Regions from separate parts of the Homo sapiens genome. Here region 1 is linked to region 2. Evidence: read pairs that join two places in POLR2A ChIA-PET (ENCODE). Cell type or tissue: HepG2. All regions are shown on one strand. Links, peaks and the distances in the headings refer to the core of each region. The heading gives the core; the rest is flanking DNA.

Region 1 (12,140 bases), core at 1,867-6,866, 78 kb after region 2:
ACCACAAGTTCTTCCATGCCACATCGATTAGGGCTCCTTCTGAGGGAGGAATGTGGGGCTGCGTAGAACAATGGGATTGACTTTAAGTCAGAAAGTTATAAATGTCACCTCAGTGCTGAGACCCTTGGAGGAAAAACTAGTCCTTGGAAGACTGCTTTTCTTTGTGGAAGCTCATCACCCTGCCGCTGCTCGTGAGACACTGCCTTCCTTGGCTGATGTCATTCCAGGCTCAAGGTCATCAGTGAGGCAAAACAGGCTTTCTCCATACTCTCTTTATCAGAAGGTTCATGACTGATGAGGTAGTGGTCACTCCAGCGGGAAGAGCAACAACCACTCTTGATAAGTACTTTTTTTTTTTCTTCTAAAAACTGTTGCTCTAAATTTGTTGAAAGTGGTTCAACAGTATTGGAGTCTGGGGTCAAGTGGCTGTGTAAGGACAACTTTTGCCATTGTGGGTGATCTATGGGCTGACACATACAACAGAAGAGGCCAGGAGGATGTCACTCGTGTGTGTGTGTGTGTGTGTGTGTTTGGTAACAGCTCTATTGAGATATAATTCACACACCATACAATTCACCCATTTAAAGTATGCAATTCAATGGCTTTTAGTGTATCAGAGAGTTGTTCAATAATTACCACAATATACTTTAGAATATTTTCATTTTCATCATCCTAAGAATCCCTACACACTTTATGTCCCATCCTCTAATTCCTCTATCCCCCTAGCTCTAAGCAACCACCAGTCTATTTTCTGTCTCTTAGATGTGTGTTTTAAATGCCTTATTTGCCAGAAAATAAGATTTTGGGGAAAAAAAGCAAGAAGTTGTACCTTCCAATGATAAGTATAAGGTATAGTGTAGATTGCTGTCATGAAATGCTCTACATGGCACATGTATGTTTTCTGACCTACACATTTTTACCAAGTGGGCTGTAATTTTGTTGAAATGACTTGAAAACTCTACAGGTGACTGACCCTTGTTGTTTGGGAAAGTGGTAGGTGCAGGGTGATGGGGGGTGGGTGTGGGGGCTGACCTGGGCTGGAAGGATGGGTCTGGGGATATGATATGATGGGAGGGGGTATGGAAGCAGCTCTGAGGGGAAAGCAGCACAGATCAAGTGTGTGGACAGGGAAGAGCTGACATCCTGAGTTCCATGGCAACCAGATTTGCCAAGGTCTTAGAGTGTGTCCAGAGTGGAGCCTGACCACAGACCTCAGCTCAAGGGACCCAGAGCCCCTCTGAGTCAGCTGTACTGAATTACAGCCCCAAATCTGGGTCAACTGGGGAGAGACGACGAGGATTAGGGTTCCAAGGTGAAACTGTGCCATTGCGCTCCAGCCTGGGCAACAAGAATGAAACTCTCTTAAAATAAAATAAAATAAAATAAAATAAAATAAAATAAAATAGCCTAAGGATGCATTTCTCAGAACTTATCCCTGTTGTTCAATGATGTGTGTCTATACAGTGGGGCCATAACTAAGACGTATGTTGCCCAAGCTGGCAAGATAGCTCTGACCTTCTCTTGGGCCCCTCATTTCCCCCAAACACAGGTTGTCTGCAGTCTTGACCAATGGCTGCCAGGGCATGGACTCCGCTGCAGGGGCCAGTGGGAGGCCCCAGCTCAGGCAAAAGCACAGGCAGATATTTCAGGAGTCTGCTAGGGCTGGCACTGAGGGCAGAGACAGAGGGGTCTCCCTGTCCTTTGGAGAACCTCACGCTGCAGAAATTCCAGACTGAACCTTCATACCGAGTAGGGGAGGAGCTGTCTGCGGGTTTGAGCCTGCAGCAGGAGGAAGGACGTGAACATTTTATCAGCTTCTGGTATGGCCTTGAGCTGGTAGTTATAATCTTGGCCCTGGTGGCCCAGGGCTACAGTCATCCTAGCAGTCCCCGCTGAAGTGGAGCAGGTACAGTCACAGCTGTGGGGACAGCATGCTGGCCAAGGGTCTTCCCCCACGCTCAGTCCTGGTCAAAGGCTGCCAGACCTTTCTGAGTGCCCCCAGGGAGGGGCTGGGGCGTCTCAGGGTGCCCACTGGCGAGGGAGCTGGCATCTCCACCCGCAGTCCTCGCCCCTTCAATGAGATCCCCTCTCCTGGTGACAATGGCTGGCTAAACCTGTACCATTTCTGGAGGGAGACGGGCACACACAAAGTCCACCTTCACCATGTCCAGAATTTCCAGAAGTATGGCCCGATTTACAGGTAAGCCTGGCAGAGGGTGGGAGCCGAAGGGACAGGGAGGAGGAGGGGCCTGGGTAGCCCTGCTGTAGTCCCCACTCCCCCAACAGGCTGTTCTCTGGTTCCAAACTCCTGTCTAACTTCTTTTTTTTTTTTTTTTTTGGTAATACAATACAGAAATATATCAGGGATATTTCAAAATTCAACATTTGAATCTGTGAATGTCTTAAGTACTCTAAACCAGACATCTACTTTTGAAACAATTGGTGGCAAGACCGCCAGCCATCTGTAAGGAAGCTCTTTAATGGGTCCAAACCCCAGGTCTGGCCAGGCATGGTGGCTCACACCCATAATCCCAGCACTTTGGGAGGCCGAGGTGGGCGGATCACTTGAGATCAAGAGTTCGAGACCATCCTGGCCAACATGATGAAACCCCGTCTCTACTAAAAATACAAAAATTAGCTGGGTGTGGTGGCAGGCGCCTGTAATCCCAGCTACTCGGGAGGCTGAAGCAGGAGAATGGCTTGAACCGGAGAGGCAGAGGTTGCAGTGAGCCGAGATCGCACCATTGCAATCCAGCCTGGGCGACAGAGTGAGATTCTGTCTCAAACAAAACAAAACAACCTCCTCGGTCTGAGGAGGGGAGACTGGTGAGGCTAAGTTTTGAATTCCTGGCCCTGTAGCTGTCAGCCCAGCCAGCGAGTTTTAAAAATTGGGAGAAGGCCGGGTGCGGTGGCTCACGCTTGTAATCCCAGCACTTTGGGAGGCTGAGGCAGGCGGATCACTTGAGGACAGGAGTTCGAGATCAACCCGGCCAACATGGTGAAACCCTGTCTCTACTACAAAAATAAATAAATAAATAAATAAATAAATAAATAAAATAAAAAAAATTAGCCGGGCATGGTGGCGGGGGTCTATAATCCCAGCTACTCGGGAGGCTGAGGCAGGACACTCGCCCGAACCCAGGAGGTGGAGGTTGCAGTGAGCCGAGATCATGTCACTGCACTCCCGCCCTGGGCAACAAAAGCGAAACTCTGTCTCAAAAAAAAAAAAAAAAAAAAAATCGGGGGAGGGAGATTTGAAGGTCAGAGCACAGAGTGAAAAGGTCGCAGCGTGGTCAAGTTTGGCGCTAGCGACAGACCCAGCATTCCTCCCAGCGCACGCCGCCGCCCGGGCCGCGCTATTCCGAAATTGGGTCCGCCCTAGCGTGGCCCCCGGCCTGCTCCTGCGCTCTTCGCGGGTCGCTCACCTCCGCCTCCCCTCGACACAGCCCGAGCCCATCCGCCCCCCGGGTCGACCCGCGTTTACCTCAGGGCGAGGTCCAGGCGCTCGGCCCCGCGGAGGCGGCGGCGGCCCCACCGCAGGTCCTAGGTCCCAGTCACTCTGCCGCCAAGTTCCCCAACACGGACTCCGTGCGCTTTGAGGTGTTACGGGGGCGCTGGAGCACTGGCTTCGCTGGCCCTGCCAGGAGGCGGCGGCGAAGCAGGGAGCGACCCGGTATGCGTTTCTCTGCCCGGCCTGCGGCCCTGCAGCATCCACTCCTCGCCTCTGCTGGCCTCTGCCCTCGCTCGCTGCGTTCACCCGAGCTCACCCGAGCCCACCGGAGCCGACAGTGGCGCGCTAAGGTGACGTCCGCGCGGCCGGACCTCTCCTGTCCAACTTCTGATCTTCTTCCAGGCCTGGGATGGTGGTGGGTAAAAGGGAAAGTATTCCTAGTTCCCAGGCCTGAGGCCTCAACCTTCCCCAGATCCCACTCCCTTTGAAACTCTCGGAGAGAGGTGGTTAGAGAACAAGCCCTACTAAATGCCTCCCTACATCCGTTACCCTCCGCACACCTTGCAAGCGAAGTTTGTTGTCCCCATGGTCAGAGGAGGAGACTGAGGCTCAGAGAGGTCACCCAGCTAGATTCCTGTCCTGCTGGGGTGCTGGATCTCACCCCTTGGCCCTGAGGCTCTGAGTCTGTCCCTTCCCTTTCCCAAGAATCGGGCTTGCTTCCTGCTAGGAGGAAAGGCCTTTTTTTTTTTTTTTTGTCTTTGGGCCTCTGTGCCTCCAGGGCTTGTGGCTTTTTCCTGGGAAAACTGCTAAAGCTGTTCCCACGGTGGGCAGCCTTTCAGCCACACCTGGGTTCTTTGCTAAGAGTCCGGTTGAGAGGGAACGGAGGTGGCGCAGGGGTGGTTGGGGGCTGGGAGGGGAGACCAGGAGGGACAGTACGTTTTCCTTTAAGTGAAAGGTCTTTACAACTCAGAGCATTCCAATGGGTCAGTCACGAAGAGGGAAGGGTAAGATGTGTTGGCCGGCTTGATGACTGGGCTGGGGGTGGGTGAGAAGGCAGGCTAGTTTGTGTTGGGGCTTCAGCTGCTCCCTCCCTCTCTCACAACTCCTTTAAAGTCCAAACTGCCCCTTTTGATAGCTGGTTGGTGGCAGGGAGCTCCCCCCACCCCGCACCCCACCCTATTCAAGGTTGAGTGCTGGGCTTGGGAGGTTGCGCCCCGCTGGGTCTCTCCTTCCTCCCCCTCTCTCCTAGGCCTATTAGTGCTTCTGTCCCGTGCTCACTTCACATAGATCTCTAGTTATCCTTGCTTCCTCCTCTCTTCCCTTTTCACCACTTCCTAGACCCTCAGTAGCAACTCCTTATTTTATTAAGCCCCTTTGTTACCGGTGGAGGGTGTCCAGGTTCTTGGCGTCTTGAACAAAGAATTGGACAAAATGCACAGACAAAGTAAGGAAGGAATGAAGGGATTTATTGAAAATGAACATACACACCACAGTGTGGGAGCAGGCGGAGCGTAGGGGCTCAAAGGTCCCGTTACAGAATTGTGGGGCATTTACCCCCAGAGGATTCCATTGGTTACTTCAGATACACCTTATGTAAATGGAGAGGATGAAGTATTCAAGTTACATAGTCATACACCCTATGGAGAGGATATTTCCTGTTATAGCTGAAGTGTGAATCGATCTTCACACTTCAGACCCTATTTTCCTGCCTCATCTGCCCCTTCAAGAGATGTGATCCCCATAAATCTTTATGGGAGGCAGAGGGACCGATGGTCTTTTTTCTGTAACTGCTTCATGCTGGCTTGGGGCATAGTCCCTACCTATTGGGGATCATGGAACTCTCACCCTGCTCTATCTAGTGGAGGAAGGGTAGCTTCTTGATGTCCAGGGGTGGTGTCTTCACTTGGAACTGGCTGGAACCTTTGTTACATGATCATCTGAAGCTTGATGGTCTCTAGGTGAGAGGAAATGAATTTGGTTAAAAGATTTAATGGAAACTTTAGGGGGTGGATACCTATACTGTCAGAAATGTTTGTTGTAGTGATTTGCAGAAGAAAAAACAAAACCTAGTCTTTTCTAGAATCTATGTGTTTCCTTAAAGTCTTGGCATGAGTGGCCCCATTTTGGTTTTGTTTGGTTTGTTGGGGCCTAGTGCATGAGATCAGTCCAAAACAACGGCCTCCCAGAATTTTGTTGAAAAAAATTCCCTTTTTGATCAGGTTTTCACTTAGGTGAGAGTGTGACCAAAACCTAGGGCCTCAGTGCCACTCTCAGTTACCATCATTTTGGGTTTCTGGTCTCAGCATGTCATTTATAGGTTATGGTGTCCTCATGGTTGCATATTTCTTTGAGCTCCTGTTATTCCAGTTGAAGAGAGACCATATGACATTCTAGAGATGGCTCATGCAAGCATTTAAAACCTTTGAGAGCATACAGCTCGTCAGGGAGACCATTATTATGGCTATTAGGAGGATAATACCAAGAATTTGGGAGTATACTCCTTACCCAAGGTCCCCATAAACCAAACCTCCTAAAATCAAATGGATCTAAGAATGAGCTAGATACAGTTTACTCACGGCTGGGTGAGGTGGCTCACTTGAGGTCAGGAGTTCAAGATGAGCCTGGCCAACGTGGTGAAACCCCATCTCTACTAAAATACAAAAATTGGCTGGGTGTGGTCACGTGCACCTGTAATCCCAGCTACTTGGGAGGCCAAGGCAGGAGGATTGCTTGAACCTGGGAGTCGGAGGTTGCAGTGAGCCAAGATCACGCCACTGCACTTCAGCCTGGGCAACAGAGAGAGACTTGACTAATCAATTTCTTTGTCAGTCTCCTACCACTGAATTTCTATAGTCTTCATTTGATGTATTTCTGTATAGGCCACAAGTGCCAGCAGCTGCACAGATACTTCGCTGTTTAGCCAATTCTATTATAACTTTCACAAGAGAATTTAGAGTCTGTAGCCTTTAGAGTAGAATTTGCTATGGAACCTATCATGAGGGATACATTTCTAATCATTGCTTCTTTTACTTTAAACCATGGAAAAAGGACCTAACAAATGATGCCCTTTCAGAAGAGTGAAGGACTTCTGGCAATGTTCTCTTTAACCCACGATGTGGGTTATGTGGAGTGAATCAATTTTTTGTTTTTGATTGATTATGAGCTAACACATCTACCATTAAAGTTTCTTACATACATTGGGCCTTTATCCATGTATAAGGCTGGCTGCAAACTCCTTCACAAATAAAAATGTTCCCCATAAGTGCACATAACAGACCCCTTTTCCACTTCTATTGTTCGTAGAAGGCATAAGCAAGAAAAAATATTCAAAAATAAGAGTTTCATGATAGTAGAAGTCTTAATCTGTGAACTTGGGAAAAGCTGTTCACATCAATGATGTCATCTTCTTCTTGGGAGAAATTTCCCTAGTTAGTTTTACCTTAAGCATTCCAGTGGGTGCACAGCTCCAAGAGCATGGAGGGGCCCTTCTCAGTTGTGAGATTATGAACCCAAAGTTCAAGGTCCTGAAGTTTTGTTATAGTGTAGATGGCAAGGACAGTCTTTCTCTGATGTTTCCAGCAGATTCAAACCATAAAAAGCTTTTTTTTTTAATCTGGTGAAAATACACTGTAGCATAATAATCTACTGTTATAACATCAGCCCTCTTGCATGGGAAAGCTTTTCTACAACCAGAAAACATGCATGGAAAATAACAATGGAATGAAATCCCTTTATAAAATGTTTAAATGGCTGACCAGAAGACCAAATATACCTGAAGCTTTAATTGTTTTCCTAGGAATATGGGATCAAGCATTGGTTATAAACAATTTTTTGTTGTTATTTAGTTTTTATTTCATAATCATAAACTTTAACTCAACTCTGCAGTCCAGCTAGGCATGGAAGGGAACTGCAGCGAGAGCACAAAGATTCTAGGATACTGCGAGCAAATGGGGTGGAGGGTGCTGTCCTGAGCTACAGAAGGAATGGTCTGGTGGTTAAGATAAAACACAAGTCAAACTTATTAGAGTTGTCCACAGTCAGCAATGGTGATCTTCTTCCTGGTCTTGCCATTCCTGGACCCAAAGCGCTCCGTGGCCTCCACAATATTCATGCCTTCTTTCACCTTGCCAAAGACCACATGCTTGCCATCCACCACTCAGTCTTGTCAGTGCAGATGAAAAACTGGGAACCGTTTGTATTGGATCCAGCATTTGCCATGGACAAGATGCCAGGACGTGTATGCCTTAGGATGAAGTTCTCATCATCAAATTTCTCCCCATAGATGGACTTGCCACCAGTGCCATTATGGCATATGAAGTCACCACCCTGACACATAAATCCTGGAATAATTATGTGAAAGCAGGAACCCTTATAACCAAATCCTTCCTCTCCAGTGCTCAGAGCATGAAAGTTTTCTGCTGTTTTTGGAATCTTGTCTGCAAACAGCTCAAAGGAGACGTGACCCAAGGGCTCGCCGTGACTGCGATGTCAAAGAACACGGTGGGGTTGACCATGGCTGATAGTACAGGGCTCCTGGTGGCAGTGACGGCATCTGCAAAGCGACAGGTTATAAACTATTTTAAACAATTTCAGTATTAGCTGGTTTAACATGAAAGTCTTTTCTTGATATGTAATTAATTTTTTGTTGTTGTTGTTTTACGTGGGTTAGTAGCTTTATACAAGAAAATTTGGTCATTTTTGTGGTTTACAATAACTTAACATAATTATAATTGTGATTGGTAACATATACTTAGACATTAGAATTTGAGAAATCCCATACAATTTTGGAATATATTATTCACAAAAATATAACCTAAAGAAGATTTAACATCATTTTGTCAATCCCATGTACCTAAACATGTCAAATAATCCTGTTTACCTCTTTTCTGGATGTTTTCAGGGGCCCTCTGATTCATCTAGAAAGCCAGGCATTAGGAAAGACAATTTTGAAACTGAAGTTTGATTTTGGAATTCCAGATTACCGTAAACTATTTATTTTGCCAAAATGATGACTCAGAAATTTTAAAGAAGCAAAAACCTTTTGTAACCTTCCACACACACAAAAAAACCCCCAACACTTTCTACTGTTCTTATACACCTTGCATGTAAAACTGTTTCTAGTAGTCTTAATTGCATGTTATAATGGCAAATTTGTTTTTTTTGAGACAGAGTTTCACTCTTGTTGCCCAGGCTGGAGTGCAATGGCATGATCTCGGCTCACTTCAACCTCTGCCTCCTGAGTTCAAATGATTCTCCTGCCTCAGCCTCCCCAGTAGCTGGGATTACAGGCAGGCACCACCTTGCCCAGCTAATTTTGTATTTTTACTAGAGATGGGGGTTTCACCATGTTGGTCAGGCTGGTCTTGAACTCCTGACCTTAGGTGATCCACCTGCCTCGGCCTCCCCAAATGCTGGGATTACAGGTGCGAGGCACTGTGACTGGCCTATAATGGCGAATTTTAACATAAAACCTGGTAAGTTAGGCCAGGCGCGGTGGCTCACTCCTGTAATCCCAGCACTTTGGGAGGCCGAGGCGGGTGGATCATGAGGTCAGGAGTTCAAGACCAGCCTAGCCAAGATGGTAAAACCCCATCTCTACTAAAAATAATAATAAAAAATTAGCCAGGTGTGGTGGCGGGCGTCTGTAATTCCAGCTACTCAGGAGGCTAGGGCAGAGAATTGCTTGAATCTGGGAGATGGAGATTGTGGGTGAGCCGAGATTGCGCCACTGCACTCCAGCCTGGGGGACAGAGTGAGACTCTGTCAAAACAAAAACAAAAACAAAAAAAACTGGTAAGTTCTGATAAAGTTTCTGATAAGGTTTGACTACTTCCAGCACAGCTAGGGGCATGGCTAACTCCACGTGTCCCCAGGCCTTACCTAGCTGGAAAGCAGGCAAGTTAAACAATTTTCAAAAGCCAAAGGAGTAGCTTATGATGTTAAAGGATTTAGCAAACCTAGTATTTGAACATAATGTACACCACATGTTTACATTTTGAAGACAACTGTATTTTTCCAATAATCTTGAAAACTGTCTTTATTTCCCAACTATTGCTAAAGTCACATGAACTAAAAGGCATTACACTTTCTACTTTTCTGACAAAATATTTGACTTAAGCTTTTATTATTATTAAACCAATTAATTTAAAATCTTACAGAGGAGATATACGTGACTTCTACTTTATATTTAACCAGTTTGCATAGAGGGAAAGAGCCCAGAGACTGACTCATAAGAAATTCTTATCCTTTCACCGGCATGCCAGATTTCAGGGTTCTCTCTTTCACGCGTGTCCCTGTGAAGAGACCACTGAACAGGCTTTGTGTGAGCAATAAAGCTTTTTAATCACCTGGGTGCAGGTGGGCTAAGTCCGTAAAGAGAGTCAGCGAAGGGAGATAGGGGTGGGGCCGTTTTATAGGATTTGGGTAGGTCATGGAAAATTACAGTCAAAGGGGTTGTTCTTTGGCAGGCACGGGCAGGGGACACAAGGTGCTCAGTGGGGGAGCTTTTGAGCCAGGATGAGCCAGGAGAAGGAATTTCACAAGGTAATGTCATCAGTTAAGGCAGGAACAGGCCGTTTTCACTTCTTTTGTGATCCTTCAGTTACTTCAGGCCATCTGGGTGCATACGTGCAGGTCACAGGGGACATGATGGCTTAGCTTGGGCTCAGAGGCCTGATATTCCTGTCTTCTTATATTAGTAAGAAAAATAACATAAAATAGTGTTGAAGTGTTGGGGCAGCAAAAATTTTGGGGGTGGTATGGAGAGATAATGGGCAATGTTTCTCAGGGCTGCTTCAAGCAGGATTAAGGGCAGTGTGGGAACCTAGAGTGGGAGAGATTAAGCCAAAGGAAGATTTTGTGGTAAGGGGTGATATTGTGGGGTTGTTAAAAGGAGCATTTGTCATGTAGAATGATTGGTGATGGCCTGGATGCAATTTTGTATGAACTGAAAAACTAAATGGAAGACACAAGGTCTGAATAAGAGAAGGAGAAAAACAGGTATTAAAGGACTAAGAATTGGGAGGACCCAGGACATCCGATTAGAGAGTGCCCAAGGGGATTCAGTGTAATTACTTGTTTGGTTGGTGAGTTTTTGGGCTCTATTCTTGACAGAGTCCTTTTTTTAAGTTGGAGGCTGAGTTTGGTGAGGTGTGTTTTTAAAAGACCATTAGTCCGTTTTACCTTTCCTGAAGATTGAAGACGGTAAGGGGTATGAAGGTTTCACTGAATACCAAGAGCCTGAGAAACTGCTTGAGTGATTTGACTAATAAAGGCTGGTCTGTTATCAGACTGTATAGAGGTAGGAAGGCCAAACCGAGGAATTATGTCTGACAGAAGGGAAGAAATGATCGTGGTGGCCTTTTCAGACCCTACGGGAAAGGTCTCTACCCAACCGGTGAACGTGTCTACCTAGACCAAGAGGTATTTTAGTTTCCTGACTTGGGGCATGTGAGTAAAGTCAATTTGCCAGTCCTGGGCAGAGGCAAATCCCTGAGCTTGATGTGTAGGGAAGGGAGGGTCCTGAGGAGTAGTAGACTAGCAGATGGAACCCTGAGAAGTGATTTCCTTGTGGATAGATTTCCATGATGGAAAGGAAATGAGAGGTTCTAAGAGGTGGGCTAGTGGCTTGTAACCTACATGGAAGAGGTTATGAAATGACGACAGAATAGAATGGGCCTGTGAGGCTGGAAGGAGATATTTTCCTTGGTCTAAGAACCATTTGCCTTGTGTGGGAAGAGATTGATAGGTGGAAGTTTTAGTAGGGGAGTAGGTGGGAGTGACCGATGAGAAGGAGAAAAACTGGCTGTGAGGGATAGAAGTTGGAATGCTAGCTGCTTTTTAGCTACCTTATCAGCATAAGCATTGCCCAGAGCAATGGGATCTGATGCCTTTTGATGGCCCTTGCAGTGAATGACTCCAGCTTCCTTTGGAAGTAAAGCGGCCTTGAGAAGAGTTTTTATTAAAGAGGCATTAAGATGGAGGACCCTTGTGTAGTGAGGAGACCTCTTTCAGCCCATACAACAGCATGGTGGTGCAGGATATGGAAGGCATCTTTAGAGTCAGTATAAATATTGACGTGTAATTCATTTGCAAGGGTTAGGGCTCCAGTTAAGGCAATGAGTTCAGCTTGCTGAGAGGTAGTGGAGCGGGGCAGAAAGTATATGCATCAGGTGTGAGGAAGAAAATAGATTTTGGAAGTTATGAGAACTGGAGAGAGTGAGTTGAGCACAGTTTGTGATTTTGAGGGCCTCTAAAAGTATTAAAGCAGCGACAGCTGCCGTACACAGACATGAGGGCTAGGCTAAAACAGTAAGGTCAAGTTGTTTGGATAGAAAGGCTGCCGGGCGCGGTCCTGGCTCTTGTGTAAGAATTCTGACCGCACAGCCCTGCACTTCAGCTGTGTGTAATGAAAAAGGGTTGGATGAGTTAGAGAGAGCTAGTGTGGGAGCAGCTTCTAGGGCTGTTTTTAAGGAACAGAAAGAGGAGTGGCGAAAGAATTTAGGATCTATGGGATCAGCTAAGTTTGCATTTTTAAGTTTATATAATGGTTTAGTCAGGATGGTAAAACTAGGTATCCAAAGGTGGAGTATCTAACCATGCCTAGGAAGGAAAGGCATTGTTGCTTTGTAGAAGGGGTTAGGGTTTGTGAGATTAGCTGGACGTGATCAGCAGGGAGAGCATGTGTGTT
Region 2 (16,248 bases), core at 5,591-10,590:
GGTCTTTAAGATGCTCAGCAATAAGGAGTCTCTGGATCAGATCATTGTGGCCACCCCAGGCCTCAGCAGTGACCCTATTGCTCTTGGTAAGTGCAGGACTGAATTTGAGGAAATAGGAGTTGTCGGAAAAGGAGAAAACAGGAGAAGACAATTCCTCTAAAGAGACTTGGACTATCTTTTGAAGAATGACTGGTCTTGTGGGAAGAGGGAGAGTAATCAAGGTGTGTTTGATATCCCCAGCCCTTTAAGAGCTCTCAGTCCCACAGAGAGATAATGGCCTAACTAACATCGTAAATAAGGGTATGAGGATGCCAAATGAGGATAGCAGTTAGCCCACATCACAGCAATCAGGGAAGGCGTCCTGCACACCCTGAGTAAGGGAAGAACCCAGAGATACGGGAGAAAGAGACAGGTGTCTTGGTACCCAGTCTGTGATGTGACTAAAGTGCAGGGGAGGTGGAGAGCAGGGGACCATCCTCACTAGACCAAGATGAGGAGTACCTGAATTGTATTGCTTGGCGCTTTGCTTCCTCTACTTCTCATGAAGATTGGCTTGTTGTCCTGTGTCCCTGTTGAGCTGGTTGCTCTGAGACGCAAAGCCTCTTCTCCCTCCTGGATCTGGCTGATTTCCTTTCTTTGAGGTGAGCTCTGCTCTTTTTCAGGGGTTCTCCAGGACAAGGACCTCTTCTCTGTCTTCGCTGATCCCAATATGCTTGATACGTAAGTGTACCTGTCCTATTAGAGGGTACCTTCTCTCTCCTCGTGCTCAGGCCAGAAGCCTAATTGTCACCCTGCAGTCTGCTCTGGGAGCCCATCCATAGTCTGTCACCAAGTCTACCCCTTAGATACGTCAGGGGGTGAGAAAGAGCAAAGCCCAAGAGCAGGGCTTTTGTCAAGAGTGCTGGGAGGAAGCAGGATTCTGAGGGAAAGGGTCTTGTCTGCCAGGCTCAGTTTAGGTTTCGTGTGGTAGAAATTAGGGAGCTTTTCAAGGATTTTAAGCTGGCAAAAGGAGAAGCAGGTGTACAGATCCGTAAAGTGTCAAAGCTAAAAGGGACATGTCCTCATTTTGCAAGTGAAGAAAACAGCCCCACCCTGGGAAGAGAAGGGACCAGTCCAGGGTTGCCTGATGTAGTAGTGGTGCCTAGACCAGACACTCCTCATGTGCTCAGGCCAGAACCCTGAGCCTCCCAGGCTGCACCTTTCCCATCATGCCTTGCCTGTGGAGAGGGTGAAGAATCTGCAGCGGACCCCAGGAATTTGAAGGCCTTGCACCCGTTGCTGGGGGCAGATCAGCAGGAGGATAAAGCTTCCTGGTGGAAGATGCTAAAGACTGAGGAATTTGAGAGCAGGCACAGGTGGCTGCATTGTTGTGAGGGGGCACCCAGAACTCCTGTTATGGCTGAGGGTGCTCTTTTGGAGTCACCCTTGGGTTTCTTCCTGCTTCTATCCTAGGTTGGTGCCTGCTCACCCAGCCCTCGTCAATGCCATTGTCCTGGTTCTGCACTCCGTAGCAGGCAGTGCCCCAATGCCTGGGACTGACTCCTCTTCCCGGAGCATGCCCTCCAGCTCATACCGGGATATGCCAGGTGAGCGCCTGAAAAGTGTAATGTGGGCCCCTCAGGAGCCGGCAGTGGCCCAGGAATTTGCTTTACTCAGCAGCTATGTATAGCGTTGGCAGAGGGCGTTCCTTGGGAACTCTCGGTTTGAGTCAGGAAGTGCATCTGTCCTGTAATTTTCCGAGGGGAGAGATGAAAATATGAATTTGGAGAGTAACTTGAGCTGAGATTCTGGAGCTGCGCCTGTGCCTTTCTGTTCTTCCTCCTGAAATCTGTTCGTCCTCCTCCAGGTGGCTTCCTGTTTGAAGGGCTCTCAGATGATGAGGATGACTTTCACCCAGTAAGTGGCCTGCCTGCCTGCCTGACATGCTGACATGTGGGGGAGATGGTGCTGGGAATGAGCTGCATCCTGGGACCTGGCACTCCCAAGGCTGGGAGATGGACATACGCCATTGGGGGGCCAAGACCATGTCATACTATTTCTGCTTTTGGATTCCTTTCTGAACCTGGGAACTTAAGAGTTTCCCCAAGAACTATTGCTGGAGGTGGGTGGAGTTCATCTGGGAGTTTCACAGTACTGCTTCCCTGATTCTGAGTGTCTTCTTTCTCCAGAACACCAGGTCCACACCCTCTAGCAGTACTCCCAGCTCCCGCCCAGCCTCCCTGGGGTACAGTGGAGCTGCTGGGCCCCGGCCCATCACCCAGAGTGAGCTGGCCACCGCCTTGGCCCTGGCCAGCACTCCGGAGAGCAGCTCTCACACACCGACTCCTGGCACCCAGGTATGAAGACGGGGCCGGGAAGATCAAGGCTGGGCCCCCAAGGAACAAGCTCCCCAGCAGTAGAGTAGATTTGCCTTTGCTGACCCTGGTGCTAGATCTAGTTTAAGCTGAACCCTGGAGTCCTGGTGGGGATTTCTTACTGCAGCTTGAGTGACCTCCCCTTCACTTGCCTTGAGGACTCAGAAGTCTAGATTTTAACATGGTCCCGTGTAGTCCCCCCTATTAGTTCAGAAGACTCTTCCTGCACACAATATGCCCTTCCTCATCCCTGACAGGGAGCAGACATCACCAGCTTAAGCATTTCTGGGTGACAAGTCACTTCAGCTTTCAAGGCCATCTCTCCCAGTGCTGCAGTGCTGGGGTCCTAGGCTGGGACAAGGGGCTCAGTGCAGAAGAGAATGGAACCTTTCCTGCCCACATAGAGAGCTTCTAGTTACCTTTGTTTGGTTGTCTTATGGCAGGTCTTTGTTGGGAGGCAGAAGTTGGGTACCTCAGGAGTGCTGTGAGGTGATATGACAACAGCGAGCATCTGCTATAAGATTGAGATGGCGCTGAGGGTGGCACTGACCACTAATTTGTCTCTAGGGTCATTCCTCAGGGACCTCACCAATGTCCTCTGGTGTCCAGTCAGGGACGCCCATCACCAATGATCTCTTCAGCCAAGCCCTACAGCATGCCCTTCAGGCCTCTGGGCAGCCCAGCCTTCAGGTCAGTCTTCCCCACGTCTTGGTTTCCATGTGGCTTCCTTGTTATTTTGGATGCCCAGCCTTTGTTTTGCTCTCTGGCGGTCCTTCACACCTGGCATGCTTCATTCTAGGAACAGCTGGAGCATGGCAGTGGGACAGGTGCAGAGTGTTCCTAGCAAGGGCACACTCTCAGACCATACACAGTGGTCACTAGGCTTCTCCTGCCCCTAGTGACCATGGCCTGACTCCCTAGACCACCTGGCTTAGATAATCATGGCCATTTCATTCATTCATTCAGTGATCATTGACTGAGCATGTGTATACTAGGCCTGAGTCCAGATGCTGGGCTAGTGGCAAGCTGGTTCTCATCCCTGCCATGGAGGGGCACCAGGCAGGCACTGAGCTGGGGAGCAACAAGGCAAGAAACCCAGCTGCTTGAAGTAAGGGCCTAGGTCAGACAAAACTTTTCTGAGAGAGGGGTATTTAAGCTGATTGTCAGAAGAATTAGTTAGAAGTTAGCTAGCCAGGGAAGGGGGTTTGAGGTAGGAAGGGGCTGATTTCCAGGTGAAGACAGCTACCTGTTTGTGCACATGTGTGGAGGTATATGTGACATACTCAAAACTACAAGGCTAGGATGCAGTGTCCAGTGTAGAAGATCCGCAGATGGGGCCAGAGAAAGAGCAGGAGCCTACGAGAGGGGCTTGCATGCCAACCTGCGGAGATTAGACTTGATGACTTGATGTAGCAGTCACCAGGGATCCCTGGGAGGCATTGATTGATTGATTGATTGATTGAGACAGGGTGTCACTCTGTCACCCAGGCTGGAGTACAGTGGTGTGATCACAACTTACTGTAGCCTCAACTTCCTGGGCTCAGGTGATCCTCCCACCTCAGCCTCCCGGGTAGCTGGGACTACAGGTATGCACCACCATGCCTGGCTAATTTTTTGTATTTTTTGTAGAGATGGGGGGGTCTCCCTATGTTGCCCAGCCTGGTCTTGAACTCTTGGGCTCAAGCGATTCACCCACCTTAGCCTCCCAGAGTTCTGGGATTACAGGTGTGAGCCACCACACCTGGCCCATGGGAGGCTTTAAGGAGGAGAAAGGTCACCCTAGCAGCTAAGTGGAATACCTGAGGGGCCAGCATTGTAGTTCACAGCTCCATGCATGAGCAGTTTGGTTCACGTCTGTTTTCCTCTATTCCACATAGTAAGCCTATGGGTAGAGCATCATCCCTGGAACTTGTCTGGGGTCATAAGGCCATGAAGTCGTAACGATAGGGTTCAAGCCTGTGTGGTTTTCACTGTTCCATGTGGTCCTTGTAGACAGTGAGGGAACAGAAGCAGGATTCGTGAACAACTTGTCTTCTCCATTCTTGCATCTCCCCTGTTGCTAGATGCCTGTTTACTTTATTCCCTAGCTCAGAAGCTTTCACTGGTTCCACCTGGCCTGTAAAATGAATTCAAATTGATCTGTGTGCATTTTTTTTAAGCCCTCCATGTTCTCATCACTGCCTGCCTCTTTGACTTTGCTTTTCTTCCCCTTTGCATTGCCTTCTTCCCACATGTGAACACGTTGTTTTCCCTAAATTGTGCTCATCCCTGCTGTCATGAAATAGAGATATTAATGAAGCTATGAAAGTACTAGAAGAAAATATGGGTGAATTTCTTCAAATCCTTATAGTAGGGAAGGGCTTTCTTGGCTGAAACTCAGTATCCAGGAGCCATTAAATAAAAGTTATGCATTTTGGGTTTGTAAAAGCGAAAAATTTAAAACATCTCTTACAGTCCACAAATAGATATACCTACTATATACCACAAAAATTTAAGACATTTAAAAAAAGGTGAAAATTTCTGCGTGGCAAACCAAACCAAACAAAAAACCGAAGCAAAGTCCAAAGGCTAACAAACTGGGAAAAAAATCTGTAACACTCATCACATAAAGAGCAAAATCTTGCTGTTGTGTGTGTACACATAGCAAGAGAAAGAAAGTAATTTAGCCTCTTGGAATTCAGACAGTGAATAATTTGTACATTCTCTTTTGATCCTTATGCCAAGAATTTCCTTTTTTTATTGTAAAACTTTGGATTTGTTCTCTTAACCCTCAAGCCTATCTTTTAGTCTTCCTAGAAGCACCGTGTTCTGTGGAACTCAGCATCAGCAGCTTTGCTGAGGACTCCCCCATCTTCCTTTCCTTCCCCGGAAAGCACAGACCTAAGTGAGTCTTCACTGGATCCCAGCTAACAGCTTCTGCCCATTCCTATCTTTCCACAGAGCCAGTGGCAGCCCCAGCTGCAGCAGCTACGTGACATGGGCATCCAGGACGATGAGCTGAGCCTGCGGGCCCTGCAGGCCACCGGTGGGGACATCCAAGCAGCCCTGGAGCTCATCTTTGCTGGAGGAGCCCCATGAACTCCCTGCTTCCCCTGAACCCCCAGCAAGTTGCAGAGGCTACTGCCCTTGGGAGGCACTCATGAAGGTGCCTCCATCTCTCCCTTCCCCAATATACCTGATGGTCAACTCTCCTGCTTTGTCCAGTTCTTGACCTTTCTGGCTGATCTGAGTTGGTGGAGGCAGTGGGGCAAACAAGGTGTGCTGGTCTTGATGCTGTGGCATCAAAGCAGGGCTGGCCCCTAGTTCTGGGCCCTGGATGGAGGATGTTAGACCCTACATCATGGGATGCTGTGAGATACCCATGTTAACTTCTGGGAGAAGTTTCCAGCCGTAGCCCCCAGACTCTCTGGGGCTTTGGAGTTTGGGAGCCTCAGGATGTGCCGAAGTCTAGGCAGAGCTATCACCCAATCTTCAGGGTGGCTGCTGGATTACAGCTGTGCCCAGAAGAGGCTTATGCTTCCGAGATGTCCAGTCTATGGAGTGGCTGGGTGGACTTTCAGGGGAAGCACATGGAGGCAGCTTGCCTTCCACATTTCTCTCTCTCTCAATGGCTTCCACAGATTTCTTTGTCCACCCCACCAGTCTATTCTCACCAAGCATTTTTTGATGCTTGTTCTGTAATGATTCCAGAATCCAGGCCTCAGAGCTTCGCCAGGAGGTAGGGCCCTCCTTGTCCTGAAGGCATAAATACAAGAGCAGTTAAATAGCAATACTAAAAAACAACACCAACATGAACAGGGCTCAGCTTTAATATTGAAGAGAGGGCACCAACCCCCAAGCTGTTGCTCCATCTGCCTGTGCTCACTCATGTTCCCCTTGGCATGGCGTTCCCTGTGATGTTCCCTGCGGCATCGCAGACATGTCCAAGTTGAGAAAGTGGGTTTTAAATGCTTTGAATACTTCGTTGGGAGAACACTTCTTCCCCTCAGATGGTGTTTTGGTTCATTTGGGAATAACATGGGTGGAAAGGGGCTCAGAGATGTGCTCCTGCCCTCTGCCTTGGCAGGCGTTTCATCTCCACCATTCCCAGTCATGGTCATTTGGTTTCTGCTTGTCTCCTCCAGGAACAAAAGATTTACCACTTACAACCTATTCTGTCCTTTAACTATTTGCCAGGGCATTACCCCTTGGTCCCCTCTCTGCCCTAAGGAACCACTCGGAACAAGCCTGCTTCCTCTTCTACCTTAGCAGGGCTTTAGTTATTTACGGAATGCCATGGTGGGTCATTGACTTGCCCCTTTGACCTGTCATGGTTTTGGTTCCCAGCATATCCTGTTCGTTTTTCTGGATGACCTCCAGTGTATCAGTGATACTCTTAACGTCCAGATATGGCCCGAACAGGATGTTATTCTTTGCCTCTTCCAGAAAATTTGAGAAGTCTCTCTATGTGCATTGACAGAAAAGACTCAGAACTGGGCTTCTCAATGCCAGGCCTCTGTGTGCCTCAGTGGTCTGCCTGGAGCCCAGCTGCCTACTTGTGGTTGAGAGCAAAGACCAGGAAGCTCTGTCTTTGTACACAGTGTCTCTTGCTTGTTTGTGGTGGAAACAAAGGCCAGTCCTATCCTCATGGGTCTGTCTTGGTCAAATGGGGCTGACACAGCCCTTCCTGTGCCCATGATACAGCCTGCCCAGAGCTCGTTTCCATTCTGTGGCAGCTCTCACCCTGCCTCTGAGGACTGCCTTCAAAGGTGCTGGGGTTCCTTAACTCCCCTATCCCATTATGCTGCAGAACATTTGGGTCACCCTGCCCTATCCCTTGGACCAACCCCCAATACCAGTTCCCAGAACAGAGCCGTCCCCACGGTTTCCCTTTCCCTTCTTTGTTGGCTCTTTCCTCCAGGGGCTTGGCAAGTTGGCTTTGCTTCCTGTGGCCATGTTTTGAGTAGTCTATGTTGAGTCTGATAAGTGCCCCCACTGAGCCTGGGGCTTTCCATGAGCCAAGGACTCTTTCCTCACCATTGTCCCTTTCATCCTTTCTTCTTATTTTTATTATTTTTTTTAAAAAAATTTATTTTTTTTGAGACAGAGTCTCGCTCTGTCGCCCAGGCTGGGGTGCAGTGGCACGATTTCAGCTCACTGCAACCTCCACCTCCTGGGCTCCTGCCTCAGCTTCCCAAGTAGCTGCGACTACAGGCATGTGCCACCATAGCCAGCTAATTTATGTATTTTTAGTAGAGATGAGGTTTCGCCGTGTTGGCCAGGCTGGTTTCAAACTCCTGACCTCAAATGATCCACCTGTCTTGGTCCCCTAAAGTGTTGAGATTACAGGCATGAGCCACCGCGCCGGGCCTCCTTTCATCCTTTCAACAAACATTGACTGAGCCTCCACTCTCTGCCAGATAAACATGACGGTATCTTTGCTCTGACAATGCTGTGTTGTTGGTAAGATGGACAAACAGATGATTGCATTAAAGCCTAATGAGAACTGGGCGAGGCAAGTCTAGGGGCTGTGGCGCTCACAGGAGAGGGGGCTAACGTGGGCTAGGGGTGGGGGTGTGAGGGTGAGGGAAAGCTTCATGGAGAAAGTGGCACTACGCTGAGACCTGAAGGGTAAGGGAGAATTGGGCACGAAGGTATATGTACTGAGGGGGCTGGGAGTGGGGAGCAAACCTGGCTTTTGTAGCCCTGTTTGTCAGGGTGGCTTGCAAGGCAAGTGGGTGGGCAGAGGCTAGATCATTTGAAGCTATGTAAGGAATTTAGACTTACCCTGGACAATGGGAGTCACAGAATGGCAATCGGGAGAGAGTCCAATGTGTGTTTTAGAAAGGTCATTCTGGCTGCTGTGTGGTGAGTATAGTGGGAGTAGAAGACTGAGGGAGGGCAGGCATGAGGAAGCCGGGGAGGAGGCTGTGGCAGTGATCCACTTAGAGCTGCTGGTAGGCTGACCTGACGGCGTGGCAGTGGGGAAGGAGAGGAGGAGGTAGAGAGGCTTTAGGAGTTAGAATTGATACCAGATCTTTGGGAAAGGCGAGTATACTGTTGTCTCCACTGAACAGATGGGGACACCAAGGTTCCAAGGGTTGAAATCATCTGCCCACAGTCTCATGGGCAGGAAGTGGACAAGTGGTCCCAGAAACTCAGGTCTGTCTTACTCCAGAGCTGGTGCCCTTCCTCCCACTGCCCTTGGCCTCTGAAGTGTGGAGGAATGGGAGATGATGAGGGCTTAGATCCGGCTGAGGAGCTAGGGCTTTATCCTGAGGGCAAAGAGCACCCCTGAGGCAGCTGCAGGCAGGGCAGTGGGGGACCAGATCTGTGTGTGAGATAATCTGACAGCTGTGTGGAGGCTGGATTTGTGGGAAGTGAGATGGGGTAGGCGACCAGCTAGGAGGCTGGCTGGATCCTCCAGATGGGACATGGAGGGGGCCTCAACTGGAGCTGCTGCAGGGGAGCTGGGTGGAGGGGAGCTGCTAGGTGTGAAGGACAGACTAGCTCTGGGGGCTGAAAGTGGGGAGGCAGGCAGGATGTGAGCAGGCGGATGGTGGTGCAGCAGTAAGAATAAGGGACTGGGGTGACAATTTGGAATGAGGTGCCATAGGACAGCCAGGTGGGGATGTGTATAATTAAAGACAGTTGGATGTCTTTGGGCTGAGGTAGTGATCAGGAAGTTCTAAGTTGAACACTGGGCCTGTGTCATGTGAGAAGGCAATTAAGCTTTTCAGAGAAAGGTAGAGGAAAAGGGATACCCACTAAGGAGTTCAGCTTTATAGAAAATGGTGACTGATAGATGTGAGGCATGGAACGGGCGCAGGATCTGCTGCTTCTGGGAAGGTGAGAGCAGGAGTCAGCAAAGCTGAGGGAGTGAAAGGACCTGGACAAAGAGGGCATGCTCAGTGGGGTCAGATGCCACAGACAAACCTAGTAACAGAAGGGCTGACCTTGGACTTGTTGACTTGTGCCTTGGTGACCTTGGGGAGACATTCCAATGGAACCGGAGCCAGATAGCAGGGGTTGAGGACTGAATAGGTGAGGGGCAGTGGATGCAGAGAGGGCAGGGGACCTTGCTTGTGAGGGAGAGGATAGTAGTTAGAGGAGAGATGGGATTGAGTGTGAGTTTTTGCAGTTCAGCAGAGGTGAAGTTGGAAGTGATCACAAGAACTTTTCTAGGAAGCTGAGGGAAAAAAAGGAAAAGACCCCAAAATAGAATATGCAAATATGTAGAGATGGGTGAGTTTTCTAACAGATCCGTTCTCCTGATATAACTCAAATTTGGCTGGGCTGGTATGGGCTGGGCTGGCACAGCTTGCTGGGCACATGGGCCCCAGATCTGCTCCTCGCCTCAGTCCCATCTGGCCTGGGCCCCAGACCAAGCTCACAGAGCCCTACCCTGAGGTGGCTTCTTGTTGCTGTTGCCACAGACTTTGGCCCTGGGTGTTTGTTGAGGATGTTGGGGAGTTTATTCAGGCCTCCCTCTTTCTGCTTACCCAGCCTCTCCAGCAGGTGGGGTCCCCTCTGGCCCTGGGCTGGGCTCAGGTCAGTTCAGCTGTGCCCCTAGTTCCTCTGGGCCTGGGCCTGTCTCGTTCTCATAGGCTCTGAGATCGCTGGGAATAGAATTCAACTTCTATGCTAGAAATGCTTTCGTGGCAACCCAGGCACTGGCCTACTCTATCTTGGCAAAACTAGCTAATATTAATAGTACATTACACAGCACAGTAGTGCTTATTTATCAAGCATCCTCTCTGTGCCAGGCATTGAGCTAGGCACTCACATGTGCCATCTTAGTTAATCCTCATAGCGACTCTGAAAACTAGATATTATTAGCCCCATGTACAGAGGAGTGCTTCCTGTATGCTGGGGAAGTGGCCTTTCTAGGGCTTGGGTGGGATTGTGTCAGCATGATTCCATCAGTGCACCCACCTGGGGCCTTGTGCCTGGCTGGCCGAAGGGTCTCCTAACCACTTACCTTTGGAGTGGCAGCTCAGGTCTTGGAGGGGACTTAGGCTTCTAAGTCAGATTGAGGTTTAGATTGCTTTTCCACATATGACCTAACTTCTTGGAGCGTCAGTTGTGCCTTGTTTGACGTTTTCCCTCAATTTCTATAAGTGGATATTGAGTATGTGTATCAGAGATGCCAGGCACTCAGAGCTGGGCCAGTGAATGTTCTAGATGGCATCAGGGCCCAGACAATGAAGTAACCCTAACAAGGACAGAAGCAAAGAAAGTCTAAGGTCCTGCAGTGGGGACCAGAAATTTTTTTTTTTTTTTTGAGACAGAGTTTCACTCTGTCACCCAGGCTGGAGTGCAGTGGTGCAATCTCGGCTCACGGCAACCTCTGCCTCCCGGGTTCACACCATTCTCCTGCCTCAGCCTCCTGAGTAGCTGGGACTACAGGTGCCCGCCACCACGCCCAGCTAATTTTTTGTATTTTCAGTAGAGATGGGGTTTCACCGTGTTAGCCAGGATGGTCTCGATCTCCTGACCTCGTGATCCGCCCACCTCGGCCTCCCAAAGTGCTGGGATTACAGGCATGAGCCACCGCGCCCGGCCAAGGGGGACCAGAAAATTAATTGCTCTTATGCAGAATCGAGTCTCATTTCTTCTCCTGGGCCCAGATTCAATAATCTTTCTCAAATGAGCATCCCAGAGAGCCACTACTGATGGTTGAGAATTGGCCCAGGGATAACCCTGGGCTGAGATCAAGAGGATTTAACAACGTGTTGTCTCAACCCATTAAGAGTGCCTTTAGAGGTGCTAGAATAAGGAGGAAGGAAGCTAGTCTTTCAGCCCTTTACTGCTCAGCCTCCACACTAGGTGTTGTGTTCTGATCTGAGGCCTGATCTTTGAAAGAGAGAGACACAATCTGGACTGTTTAGCACCTAGGAGGGGTCAGTAAAAGTTTGCTAAATGACGGACTGATCGTGTCTTAGAAATCAACCAGGATTAGAGAGCCTCTCAAGGAAAGCCCCATGAGGGATCTATTTGAAACTGGAGTTATTTACCCTGAATAAAGAGCCGATTTAGAAGGATGTGACCTCTGTGAAATCACTGAAGGGCCGTATTCCAGGAAGAGAGATTAGACATGTCCTTGTTGCCTCAGAGGGCAGATTTAGGACCACTGTTTGGGAGTCTTCCACTGGGGAAGAAAGCTCTGTGTCAGAGCTAAACAAGATGGGCAACGCTGGCTTGTGAGGGAGCTCATCATCACTGGAGGTATGTAAGCAGAACCTGCATGGCCACCATAAGGAGTCTTGTGAGTGGCTCTCAGGTAGGACTGAATCCCCTTTGACAGCTACTCCTAACTCCAGGAATTGAGATTCTTGGATCATTATATTCATGAAAGAAAGTGAACTGTTTGTGGGTAACCACCCTTTTGCATGTGTATCTCCTCACTGAAGTGGCCTCAGCAGGCCCAAGGATCACATCAGAGCTGGGAGGGTCCTGGGACATCTTCTCTCCTATAGACATCACTTTATTTTTATTTTATTTTAGTTTAGTTTAGTTTAGAGATGGAGTTTTGCTCTTGTTGCCCAGGCTGGAGTACAATGGTGCACTCTCGGCTCACTGTAACCTCCACCTCCTAGGTCAGGTGATTCTCCTGCCTCAGCCTCCTGAGTAACTGGGATTACAGGCACACAACACCATCCTCAGCTAATTTTTATATTTTTAGTAGGGACGGGGTTTCACCATGTTGGCCAGGCTGGTCTTGAATTTCTGACCTCAGGTGATCCACCTGCCTCGGCCTCCCAAAGTGCTGGGATTATAGGCGTGAGCCACCATGCCTGGCCGACATCATTTAAAAGCATATTTAATTCATCCTATAGAAGGAAATGCAGAAGATGGAATGAGAAAGCTTTGTCTCTCTCTGATACAGAGAGAAGATAGACCAGGAGAAGAGATGGAGTTTTAGCTCTTCTTTCTCATTTTGTACACAAAGAAACAGAGGCCTGGACTGGGTCAGGGCCTTGCTTGAGTCAGTATCCAGGCTGAGACTTCATCTTTGGCCTCCCAGCCATGTCTAGTCAGGAGATTTTGTTAGTCTAGATGGATTCTATGTGACATCCATGAGATTCTGCCCTGCCTCAGGCTTTGGACAGTGAGAATAGAGGCTCAGAGATGGATTAGGGGCATAGGAATGGGAGGGAGAAGTTTGTCTCCAGAAAGTCTGGGGAGTGTCTATCACAGAAAAGTGCATGTAGAATGTATGACTAGAACAGAGAGCAGAGATGCACTTGGTCTTTGCTAAGACTCGGCTCTGTTCCAGAGTGGCCACCAGGTGGCACTCCCACCACAAGCCCAGTGCCACGTTGGCCAAGTTTGGGGCTTGGGGCTAAGGATGTTGCTGATTTGTCTGTGGAAGGCACAGGACCTGTAGTGTTTTCAGGTGAGCTGAGTGCCCTGCTAGAAGGAAAAAAAATCTGTCTCTTCTCTGCTGACTGAATATTCCTCTTTGGATTTTTCCTTTGTCTTACTTAACTTGGCTGGCCCTACTTAGATCTTAGCAATTTAGGTAGGGTTGATCAGATAAAAATGCACGTAGAATGATTAGGATAGAAAGCAGAGATGTAGGCATGGGATGCTGCTGGGAGCACGACCCTCAGGGCTAAGAAGGTGGTGGCAGTTCTGAGAAGTTCTCCATTCACAGTGGGCTGAACTGATGTATGGAAGGTGGTGATCTCTGAACTGGTCTAGGAGGAAGAGGCAGGCACTTGAGGGGAATGTCCTGGCTGAGGTTTGGAGGCAGGCAGAGCACTGAGGGGAGGGTGAGGCATGGCCTGGGCAGCCTGAGAAGTGTCTTCTTGGCACTCCTTGCCTGACATGGTCTGCCAAGAGTTGGGCCAGGTATAGTGACTGTCGTGCCTGTGCCTGTGAGATAGTCACAGTGGGCACATGGTATGTTGGGGGTCCCAGATATGGGCCCCAGACCTGTTTTTATTTGCCCATATCCATCCTCCTTAACTTTTGAATTATTTGCCAATATTTTAAAAGAGAGAGTTTCAACAAAGAGTCAATTTTCTTTTCTTTTTTTTGATGGAGTCTCGCCCTGTCACCCAGGCTGGAGTGCAATGGCGCAATCTCAGCTCACTGCAACCTCCACCTCCCAGGTTCAAGTGATTCTCCTGCCTCAGCCTCCCAAGTAGCTGGGATTACAGTTGCGTGCCACCATGCCCGGCTAATGTTTACATTTTTAGTAGAAATGGGGTTTCACCATTTTGGCCAGGCTGGTCTCGAACTCCTGACCTTGTCAGATAAAAATGCATGTAGAATGATTAGGACAGAAATCATTGACCTTGTGATCCACCCACCTCGGTCTCCCAAAGTTCTGGGATTACAGCCGTGAGCCACCACCCCTGGCCTCTTTTTTCTTTTCTTTTCTTTTTTTTTTTTTTGAGACAGAGTTTCACTCTTGTGTCCCATGCTGGAGTGCAGTGGTGCGATCTTGGTTCACTGCAACCTCCGCCTCCTGGGTTTAAGTGATTTTCCTGCCTCAGCCTCCCAAGTAGCTGGAATTACAGGCGCTCGCTACCATGCCCGGCTAATTTTTGTATTTTTTAGTAGAGATGGGGTTTCACCATATTGTGCAGGCTGATCTTGAACTCCTGACCTCAGGTGATCCACCTGCCTTGGCCTCCCAAAGTGCTGGGATTACAGGCATGAGCCACCGTGCCCAGCCCTCAATTTTCAGCTTCTCTTGAAAATCATACTACCTTTCACTACTGGGTTTACTTCTTCATGGTTCCATGGGCTGGAGCTGAGTCGAAATTGCCTTATAGACAGCACAGGGTTCTGCAGACCCCAGCCCACCCACTCCCCTCGTTCTCATCAGTTCCAAGTCTCTGCCCCCTGCAATAGGTAGTAATGGTGGTAGGCAATAGGAATTGTTGCTGCTGTTAGTAGCCAGGAGGTCTGAATGGCCACCAAGCTCTGAGGCCTCAAAGAAGGGGTGGGATCTAGCATGGAGGGGGCTGTTGGGGATTGAATGCCCTCTGAGAGCTACTTCTAATCCTAAGAATTGGGATTCTTGGATCATCGTATCTGTGAAAGGAAGTGAACTGTGTGTGGGTGACCTCACGTCTGCATATGTTATCTCCTCACGGAATCCTTCTATCTCCCACAGGCCTCTTGTTTGAGGTGGGTCACTCCTGTGAAGGCCATGTGTAGCCATGGAATCAGGGCTGAGGAGGAGGTCAGATAACTCTGGAGAATGGAAGGATGAGTTAAGTTGGACCCTGAAAGGTGAGAGGCTTTAGTTGGAATGTTGGGGGGATTGCCCGGGGCTTCTGCCACTGCTTCAAGACCATGAATCTCAGGTCTGTGTGTATCCATTTCTTTCATTCCAAAAGGAGCCTTCTTGGATTGGGCTGTGCCTCAGCTGTCCATGGGGCTCAGGAAGTGATCCTTCTCAAGGTATTTTTCTTATCGATAGAAGCCCTGCATCATTTCTTCCTCCCTCCCCTGAATGTGGAATCATGGAGAAGGGAGGGACAAGAATGTGCCTCCCCATCAGACGTGTCAGCATCCACATGTGTTGCTTCCTCTGCTGGTCCACTTCCCATCACTGGCTGTGAGTGGGAATTGTGCCCCTGTTCTTGGTCCAGGCTCAAGAGCCAGCCTTGGCCTCCAATGAGGCAGGCAGGCCTCTGACACCACCTATACCATTCTGACTTGATTTTCCTATGCTGCCTGAGGCAGGAAAGTCCATGCCTAAACTCTGGTCATAGTGCCTGCCCCACAGTCTAGCTGCCTTTCCCTTTATAAAGTTATTGCCTCAAGTCATGGGCTTAGTTCTCTCCTCCCCTGGCTGCCTGCAGCCAACCGAGAGAGTGGGCTGCCATCTCGCCTGGCCCTTTGTCCCCAGGTTGGCTGGCTTGTGGGGAGGATGGTCTTAAGTACTACTTCCTTCCCCCCTACCCCCCAGTCTGGAAAAAAAATTATCTGGCATCTACCCCAGTTTCCATCTGCTACTCTGTTGATTGGGAGATTGAGCCCATTCCCTGGTCTGCCCTCCTACTCAGCACCTGGTGACCTGGGCCCTATCTAGGTCCTTCTGGGGATGGTTTGGACCCAGACTTCAGCCACAGACAGGAGGCAGCAGTGCCAGGGTACATCACACAGAGAGAAGTCAAGGGTGTGGGTCCTTGAGAAACCACCTGAGTTTCAATCCGTCCTGCCTCTAGTTGTGCGATCCTGGCACTTCACATCCCTTGTCTGTGCCTTGATTTCTTCATTTGTAAAGGGAGGTGACTAATAGCTCCTATCTCATAGGAGTGCGAAGATTGAATGAGTTGGGAGAGGCTATGAGATGGCACAGCACATAGGAACCACAGTGTTAGCAATTGTTATTGCAGTCAGAAAACCCATCTTCGTTCTACCATTTACCGGTTGACCTCGGGCAGGTCCGTCCTTGTCCCTCCCTGTACCTCAGTTTTCTTCTCTGCAGTGGAGTTACGCTCCCTCCCTCAGTGAGAGGAAGAGAGTGGAGGACTGGCAGAGATGAGGTAGGTGAATGTGGGTTATGTGTTGTGAGTTGCCATGCACATGGGCAGTGTTATCATTGATTTTGAATCCATTTGAATTCTTAGTTCCAAAAGGCAGAGACAGGTGATTTCTTAGTTTGCCCTAGCTTTGCATAGAGAGGACAGACACTGAGGGCAATACCTGTCTAGCAGGTGAAACCGAATGTCCATCTTAGAGGCTGGCCTGGGCCAGGCTCCACTGCTGGCTTCAGGGCCACAGGCTTAGGTGCAGGCCTGAGGAGGAGCTCTTAGACTGTCCACAGCCTCCCTCTCTGGGGCAGTGTGCCCCTGTGTATCAGGAGGCTGTTGGCTTCACCCAGTGGGCCAGGAACCTCACTCTGCACTGTCTCTGGAGGTACCTTGAGTTTACCTTCCTGGCCTGC

The links. Peaks named below come from ENCODE experiments on the same cell type or tissue, not always from the same donor. Only the 100,000 strongest peaks of a DNase experiment are listed, where the experiment ranks them.
Region 1: POLR2A ChIA-PET joins it to region 2 with 5 read pairs; 10 of 35 experiments call an interaction of 5 or more read pairs at or near these places.

The regions. Positions count from the first base shown.
Region 1 is chr15:74,357,377-74,369,516 of GRCh38, reverse strand. It overlaps CYP11A1 (cytochrome P450 family 11 subfamily A member 1), which reads left to right and starts at 1,871. Exons shown (of 9, transcript NM_000781.3): 1 at 1,871-2,200. The coding sequence starts at 1,932. LOC124903524 (a long non-coding RNA gene) reads right to left here and starts at 4,055. Exons shown (of 2, transcript XR_007064709.1): 1 at 4,012-4,055; 2 at 1-3,855. It also overlaps the pseudogene PPIAP46. RefSeq lists enhancers at 1, 171-293, 1,715-1,739, a promoter at 1-1,921 and a silencer at 3,329-3,488. In HepG2, for the core only: no CTCF peak of the experiment used is centred there; no DNase peak of the experiment used is centred there; H3K4me3 peaks cover 1,498 bases; H3K27me3 peaks cover 1,269 bases.
Region 2 is chr15:74,435,274-74,451,521 of GRCh38, reverse strand. It overlaps UBL7 (ubiquitin like 7), which reads left to right. Exons shown (of 11, transcript NM_032907.5): 5 at 2-86; 6 at 663-720; 7 at 1,453-1,586; 8 at 1,847-1,896; 9 at 2,169-2,336; 10 at 2,922-3,044; 11 at 5,295-5,545. The coding sequence ends at 5,432. Among named protein-coding and RNA genes, the nearest start is that of SEMA7A, 9.4 kb to the right of the region's middle. RefSeq lists enhancers at 1,535-2,035, 8,209-8,718, 9,231-9,740 and a silencer at 8,680-8,864. In HepG2, for the core only: a CTCF peak has its summit at 9,857; DNase peaks (open chromatin) are centred at 6,661, 7,751, 8,141, 9,301 and 2 weaker places; H3K4me3 peaks cover 2,098 bases.